Regions from separate parts of the Homo sapiens genome. Here regions 2 and 3 are each linked to region 1. A link is a loop called in an ENCODE intact Hi-C map of the cell type or tissue named here. Cell type or tissue: mammary epithelial cell. All regions are shown on one strand. Region 1 has its middle 240 kb from the start of TFAP2A-AS2. Region 2 has its middle 170 kb from the start of TFAP2A-AS2. Region 3 has its middle 370 kb from the start of TFAP2A-AS2.

The links. Hi-C counts contacts between places; a loop is a spot of excess contacts. Peaks named below come from ENCODE experiments on the same cell type or tissue, not always from the same donor. Only the 100,000 strongest peaks of a DNase experiment are listed, where the experiment ranks them.
Region 2: it touches region 1 in a loop (2.0-fold over the local background); 2 of 110 quality-filtered maps call a loop at or near these places.
Region 3: a loop joins it to region 1, with 4 times the contacts of the local background. A loop is called at or near these places in 2 of 110 quality-filtered maps.

Annotation. Positions count from the first base shown.
Region 1 is chr6:10,162,295-10,164,794 of GRCh38, reverse strand. It overlaps the pseudogene OFCC1. Among named protein-coding and RNA genes, the nearest start is that of TFAP2A-AS2, 240 kb to the left of the region's middle. In mammary epithelial cell, no CTCF peak of the experiment used is centred here; a DNase peak (open chromatin) is centred at 1,384; H3K4me3 peaks cover 592 bases; H3K27ac peaks cover 2,390 bases.
Region 2 is chr6:10,236,477-10,238,976 of GRCh38, reverse strand. No RefSeq gene overlaps it. Among named protein-coding and RNA genes, the nearest start is that of TFAP2A-AS2, 170 kb to the left of the region's middle. In mammary epithelial cell, no CTCF peak of the experiment used is centred here; a DNase peak (open chromatin) is centred at 1,116; H3K27ac peaks cover 1,132 bases.
Region 3 is chr6:10,029,671-10,032,170 of GRCh38, reverse strand. It overlaps the pseudogene OFCC1. Among named protein-coding and RNA genes, the nearest start is that of TFAP2A-AS2, 370 kb to the left of the region's middle. In mammary epithelial cell, a CTCF peak has its summit at 1,020 (motif pointing left); no DNase peak of the experiment used is centred here.

The sequences.
Region 1 (2,500 bases):
TCATATTCGTGGTTGTATTTTTATCAGTAAAATATAATTTGTTTACAATTATCTAATTTCTGATTGTCATGATCCATTTCTTACAGGAAAGCTATTTATCAACAAAAGCAAAAACACAGTATATCGAAAGCATGTAATCACTTTATGTTTGAAGATAAAGTTAAGGTTATGGAAGAGTTTTCTAAGATTCTGCTGAGTGGAGTAGAGAAAAATAAAAAGGTGCAATAACCCTATTTTAATAAAATCTTTTTCCTTGCTGTTAGTATTGTGGTTATACAATAGGTTAATTCAACATACATGGAGGCTTATGGTTCTTAAATATAGAAATTGTTCCATTGCTAATTTCCCCAAAGAGATTACTGCAGTAAATGCTGTGAAATGTATATTAAAAGCAATACATAAAACAGGTCTAGCCCTTAATAATTCCTCTCAAACCCGAAGATCTTTAAGTTCTGTTGTTATACTGTTGAGCTTGCAAAACAAACAAACAAACAAAACAGTCACCACCTAAAAATCTTATTAAAGTAAAATGAAATGATAATCTGAAAATGACAACCTATTTTTTCCCCTTTTCCTTTCCTTCCTTAAACTTAACCTAAACTGTTTTTCTTTTTCTTTCCTGGTAGTTTTAAATACTAAAGGACAACTAAGTACCTTCATTTTAATATTCATTATTTCTCTTATAGTCTCATAAGGAAACAATAATAGATTCATTTTTTAAAGCCCTAACTATGATGTGATAAAGTTAAAAAGCCACTGGTATTTTCCAGGTTTAAATGTGATCTTTAAAATAATTTAGATGTGCATCTGTGTGTTTTGTTGGTGTGCAACATGTTTTCCGTGAACAACACAACAGCTAAATCAACTCTGCATGATTTTACCTCCTTTCGGCACTCATGCATTTATAAATAAATTATATCAGCTGTGTACCTACTTTGTCACTTTCCACCATGAGCTCACACAACTCACCGTACAGCAGACATTTGCAAAAGCGGGTGTTAAATTTAGACCAAGTTCCAGGAAAAGCAGTTGACTTTCTTACCTCAAGGCATAAAATCATAGGCCCTTTGCCAGGTTTGTGGACACTTCATTCTTTACTAAGCTAACTTCTCTCTCCGCTCACCTCTGTTCTTTTCTCCCTCTCCCTGTCTCCCAGGGCCACTCTGGAAGAAGAAAGAACCACCCAGTTGAGCTGGTCATTCACTTGTAGGCATTAGAATGGCAGAGCTGTCACCTGTGGGCTGTTTAGGCTGCAAACATTACTAAGCTGCTTTACAGAAAGTTATGTAAAGAGCTGTTAATGTTCTCTGAAGACTTTCCTGCCATGCTGGCTGTACAGGCGTTTGGAAAGAGGCAGGTCGAGACGTGTGTGGACGCTACCCCTCGCTATTTATGAGCTGAGCAGCTTGCGGTGAAAAGCTGTCATTTTCCCCCTGGGTGTGTAGAACCAGTTTCTCCGGCATGCCAGGCCACGAAGCTGAGGCTTATCCAAAAGGAGGGGCGGGGAGGAGGGCTGCAAGGAAAGCCAGAGATGTATCACTTGTTTAAGCTCTGAGTGGGGAGAGAAAGTGAGGATAAAAAGAAGAAAGGAAAAACTATCTTAGAAAGTTCTCTCAATTATCTGTGGTTTCCTATGGTGGAAACATCTTCTCTTTTCATTCAGTGGAAGTGGAGGGAAATGTGGGAATTAAGTTATGTGGAGAAGAAGCAGGATTTACTCACAAGCTCACTGGCTGGACCAAGTCATTGGCAGAGATAATTCCCGATCGACTTTCGTCCCTTACAGATTAAATTTATCTAGAAAAATCTCAAAGTTATCCAAACTGACTAAAAATGCCCTTTTCTATTCTGGAAAAGATTTGAATCATCCAAAAGGAATAAAAATGCCCTTTCCTATTTTGGAGAAGATCTGAATCAACATCTAAACTAACCCCATTTGAATTTTTAAATGGTATATATAGTAGTACATTGGTATGTAACCAGGGACCCCAAACCTGTGCTGTCACCGTAGGGTAGAAAAAAATGTAAACATAACAGGTTACAACAAAAAACCCTTCTTTTTCACTTGCCTGCAAAGTCTAGGCCGTTGAAATTCTTTAGCAGGCCTGCCTGCACTTTTCATAATGCTGTATATAGGCAAATAGGCCAGGCATTGATCACAAAATGGACTTGTAAATGACTGTGCCTGCTGGTATAAATCAGTGCCACCCAACAAAACAGAGGAGCCAGACCATAGTGTGGTTGTTGCTTTTCTTGAATTTTCTTAATATATCTGTTTTTTTTTAATGATTCTAACTGTCAACTGGGATTATTAGACTGCATAATGATATTTTTTATGTCCAAACACATGAATAAAATTACTTTTTCCCCATGTATATTATGGTTATACATGCTTTCTGAAAGTAAATTAACATAGAAATAAATCTGTGATGTCAAGAATATGCATTAACCTGTTTGGGCCTTATAAATATGTAAAAATAGCACCTAGTGCTTTGCCTCT
Region 2 (2,500 bases), 74 kb before region 1:
GATGGGAACCAAACTGTAGGTGGGCTGAGTGACTACTAATTGCCACAAGGCTAGAGAGAAGAGGCACTTTCAGCCTTCTTCAATAAGTTATCTAATCTGTGAAATATTTTCCCAGCAACCACAAGACTGATAAAGTAAATTAGTTAATATGTTGTCATTAGGCTGAGACATGGGACAGCCAGGAAGGTGGGGATAGGGCAGAGTGCAGAGGTAACGCGCTTTCAATGAGCTGATCGAAAAGAGCCTGGATTTCAGAACGTTGAATCCTAGGAGCTGGATTGGCTGAGAGTGGAGGGGTCGTATCTGTGGACCTGGTGCAAATGTGAAGACACAGCATCAACATACTTAGATGACTTCATGTCATATGTCTGTTGTTTAATTTTTCTGAAGTAAAAGTGTTGCACTTAAACTTGAAGACAGTAGGGGCCAAATTGGCTGGAACTTGCAGGGCTTCAAAGGATAATGTTAAGAACTTGGCATTATTTGAAAATGCTTACAAAGGCCCTAGGGCTTTTTTAGGACATTAAAAAAACCCGTAAAACAAAAACAAAGGCCAACTTTAACATATATATGTTAAACATATATATTAAGCATATGTATATTAAACATATATAGTTATATAATATGTATGTATTATCTATGTTAAACATATATGTTAAGCATATACAATACATATATATGTATTATATAATACTTTAACATGTCAAGCATATATAATGTATAATATGTATTATACATTATATATGTTAAAAGTTGGCCTTTGTTTTTGTTTTATGGTTTTTTAATATATATGTTTATGGTGTGTATATATATGTTTATGTATATATATGTTTATGTATATATATGTTTATGTACATATAATGTATATATATGTTTATGTTTTTATATACATATATGTGAATTGTTAATTTGGCCTGAGATGCAGATATTGTTAAGCTTCAAAAGAACAACCAAACCCCAAGCTAAGTTCCTTAGGTCTTTCATTTTCCCTAGAAAAAAAAGGCACAGTCTTCAGTTTAGGACTGGGAATATTCACCTCACCCTTCGGATTAAGCTGGAGTCAGCCAGAAAGGAAAGGTGTGACTCAGTGATTTGGTGACTCAAAGAGAAGTTGTGCTTGCCATCTGGCGCTCCGAGGGGAGGTGAGGCCTCTGTCCACACCCTGCTCGTCACTGGCCACTCCTCAGCCACAGCCTCTTGTCCACTCAGACAGGCTCTCAGACTGTGCTTCATGTCCATGCCAAAGCATGGCTTGTGACATTTTATCTTCTGACATTTGATTTTGTCCCTTGTGAAGGGGATAGGTATGATTTTGAAGAATTAGTTTCACCATTCCCAGTTGCCTTTTTGGAGTGGAAAGAATTGAAAGTACAGACAGTCTGGTACTATTAACTTGAAGACACGACTTAGGCTCAGAAAGATTTGGCTTAATTCATGGCTTATTAGCTGTGTGACCTCAGGCAAACCACTTAACGTCTCTGTGTCACAGGTCCCTGTGTATAAAATTAGAGGTTTGCACCAGACGGATTCTAAGTTCCCCTCTGGCTCTAAAGATCCCGAGCCAAACCCAACAGGAGATATATTTTATTTTTATTTATTTATTTAGTTTGAGATGGAGTTTCGCTCTTGTTGCTCAGGCTGGAGTGCAATGGCATGATCTCGGCTCACTGCAACCTCTGCCTCCTGGGTTCAAGTGCTTCTCCTGCCTCAGTCTCCTGAGTAGCTGGGACTACAGACACGTACCACCTGGCTAATTTTTGTATTTTTGGTAGAGATGGGGTTTTGCCATGTTGTCCAGCTGGTCTCGAACTCCTGACCTCAGGGGATCTGCCTGCCGCGGCCTCCCAAAGTGCTGGGATTACAGGCATGAGCCACCATGCCTGGCCCCATAGGAGATACATTTTAGACCAACGGAGTCCTGCCCATTCCTGCCTTAATGGAAGACCCAGTTTTGCATCCTTAAGAGTAGCGAACAGTACCTGTGCAGGAGACAAAGGCTGGGGAAGGAAGGGATTCTAGTCTTCACTCTTGAAGAACATGAGGAACTTGTTAGAAAAGATGAGTTTTATACACCTTAATTTTTCTGGATTCCCAGGAACACTACATTTTTGACTGATCTTTGTACCTTCACTTTTTTTCACAGAATCAATAACCTTGTCCCTCTCCCTCTAGCAATCCCACATAGAAATCCACTCCTAAAAGCTCACACATGGAGTGATTTCTAATCTCATTTCCTATATACTAAGTCTCATTTTTCAAATACACCCTCCCAAATCCCTTTGGTTCCTCTCTGGCCCCTCGACCAACATTGTAATGGTTGGAAGTCACAGACAAGCCTATTTTCTCTCTTCCATTCCTATGATCAGCCTCCCAACTACTCACTCGGTGATTAAAAGCGAGTTAAAATTTGGATCTAAGAATCAGCTAACATTGCTTGAACATGTATGCACTTCTAATTACACACGTTTTGCTTTTTATTTGGCCTTGATTGACTGACACC
Region 3 (2,500 bases), 130 kb after region 1:
AGTTCTTTCCATTTTTACAGAACGGTGTTCATGGGATGCCTGGGACCAAGGCTGCTTCAGATTCCAGACGCAATCCACCAGGGTTGCTGTAGAGACTGTAATTTGTTCAAAGGAAATCTAAATTAAATTAATCTAAAATACCATTTTCAGGTTTTCTGTTTCTTCCAGGCAGCAGCAAGAGTTTTGCTAAAGGCCCATAAAGTAAAGAGAATTGTTAAATAATATTCCCTTTGATAAAACAAAATTGTTCTTAGAAATGTTTGGAAATATTTATACCATATGTCTCTTAGATAAGATCACAAGTGTTAAGTAACGTGGTAACTTTTAGCAGGTTAACAATCACAGCTTAAATTTCATAAGATTTCTGGGTGACCTTTGTAACCCAGAATCAAAGCCTTTGGTATTTGCTTTGGCGTACTTCTAAACAATAGGCCCCATTAGCAATTTTCTCAGATATTCTCCAGTTTCATATCTGCAAGTGGTGATCAATTTTGTAAAAACATACATTAGCCATTAAATTGATATTTCCCTTTGGGAAGCATTTTAATAAACATTACATTTTCTCAAATAAGAGACCTTAGTTCTTTTATCATAATACTTTGGAGGGCCATTTATTGTGAAGGAAGAAAAAAAAATGAACGCTAGGATTTAGGTTTAAATACACATAATTTATCGGAACGATTCCAAGTCCACTTTGTGGAGATAGAGTTCCACGTGATACTTTGCAAATGTTTTGCTTAAGAGTTTATTTTTTATGTTTACGGATTGTCTCAGGTTATTATTTCTGAATCTAGTTTCTTTATTTTTCCAGGTCTATCACTAACTGGTAGTGTGATCTTGGGCATTTAGCTGAGTCTCTTGGGGCCTTATTTCTCAGATATCGTATGTTGCAGGAATTGACTACTTGGTCCTAAGATCTTTTCTAGCCTTGAAAGGCTTTGACACCATGGTCTCTAAGTTCAATTCTTGTCTTCCCCTAGCAGCAGTCCATTTGTTCCCAGGCACAAAGAACAGTTCAAAAGGAAACAGTACAAGTGTCGCCACCTATAGGTAGAAAATATATTACAGAAAAAGGATAATTTCATCCAGGTAGAGAATACCGTAAAAAATAGGAGTTCATTTTTACCCTTACAAATTCCAAACTCTACCCACAACAGTATTACCTGAATGTTTCTCTTTAATTTTCTTCTTCAATATTACTGTAAGTTTTCATCTATATTATAGCTGCATATTTAGCTTTATCTTCCTTATGCATATATAAAATATATGACCAATGGATCAAGATTTGACATTTTACAATGTATGAAGATTTTCATGACTTCAACATCACTAGCACTTTTATGAGCTACGTGGTTGTGCTCTTAATGTTAAAATTTCAGGTTAGGTACCTAAGAAGAAAAGGTGTGTATGAACCATCTGGAGGAAAGTTTGATACATTTTCCAATGGAAGATATTGTTGTAGCTTTATGGATTCAATTTTTAATGAAAACAAGCAAACAAAAATGATCCTAGTATTTCTAGCATTAAGATACAGTAGATAAATTAAAGCTCAGCTTCAACTCTTCTCCCTGCTTATGGCTAAGGGAAAATCTTCCTTCAAAGAAAAAAAGAACAATTAGAAGAAAAAAAAACTTTGATAAATTAAGAAACCATCTCCCAGATAAACTGACACTCCATATGCAGAGGAAACAATTTCCATATATGTTATAAGAAATGTGTTAAATCAACTAACATTGATATAACTTCAAGCAATTAGGAGACCGCTAATAATGATATGAGTCTTCAGCTGTAAATAATTATGCTGCCCCAAGGCTATGCTTTAATTCTTGGCTTGCTGTATCTATAAACAATAATCAAACTGCAAAGCAAGTTGTGTTGTTTTTGTTCACAGTTTGTGAAATGATTTTTATACCCTACAGTGATGCTGATGGCTATTTTGACCTTCAAGAACTCCGGCCCGTGAGGCTAAGAGCTAATGTGTACTTTCATCGATTTGAGTTGGAGGCACACAGCGGGTTATAGTGCCTGTTCTCCATGAGCTCAAAAGCTGCTATCGTCAATCAGTGTGCGATGTGAAAGGGGGCTTGCTGCTGAGACTCAATAAATGGGGACATTAGGAGGAAATGTTATAATTGCTGCTACCCACATCTTGTTAATGAGTAATGTACAGTTAGACACCATGCAATTGCAGCTAAACTGTTTATACAATTTATTCTTATGTTGCAACTAACATTTAACATAATGAAGTATCATAATTGCAGCCATTAAAGTCAAGATTAAGATTTGTTTAATTAGAATTAAGAAAATGTAAAATAGAAAACTACTTTCAAATGTTGGGTATACAGAATGTATCCAGTGGTATGCAGAGAAAAAACTTGTAGGAAGCCAGTAGTAGTCATTGTGCACATAAAATTGTTCGTTGGAGGTCTCTTCTTGGGGCATTTTTCCCCCAATACTCTAGTCAAAAGTATAGAGAAAACAAAATATAAATGGCAGTAAG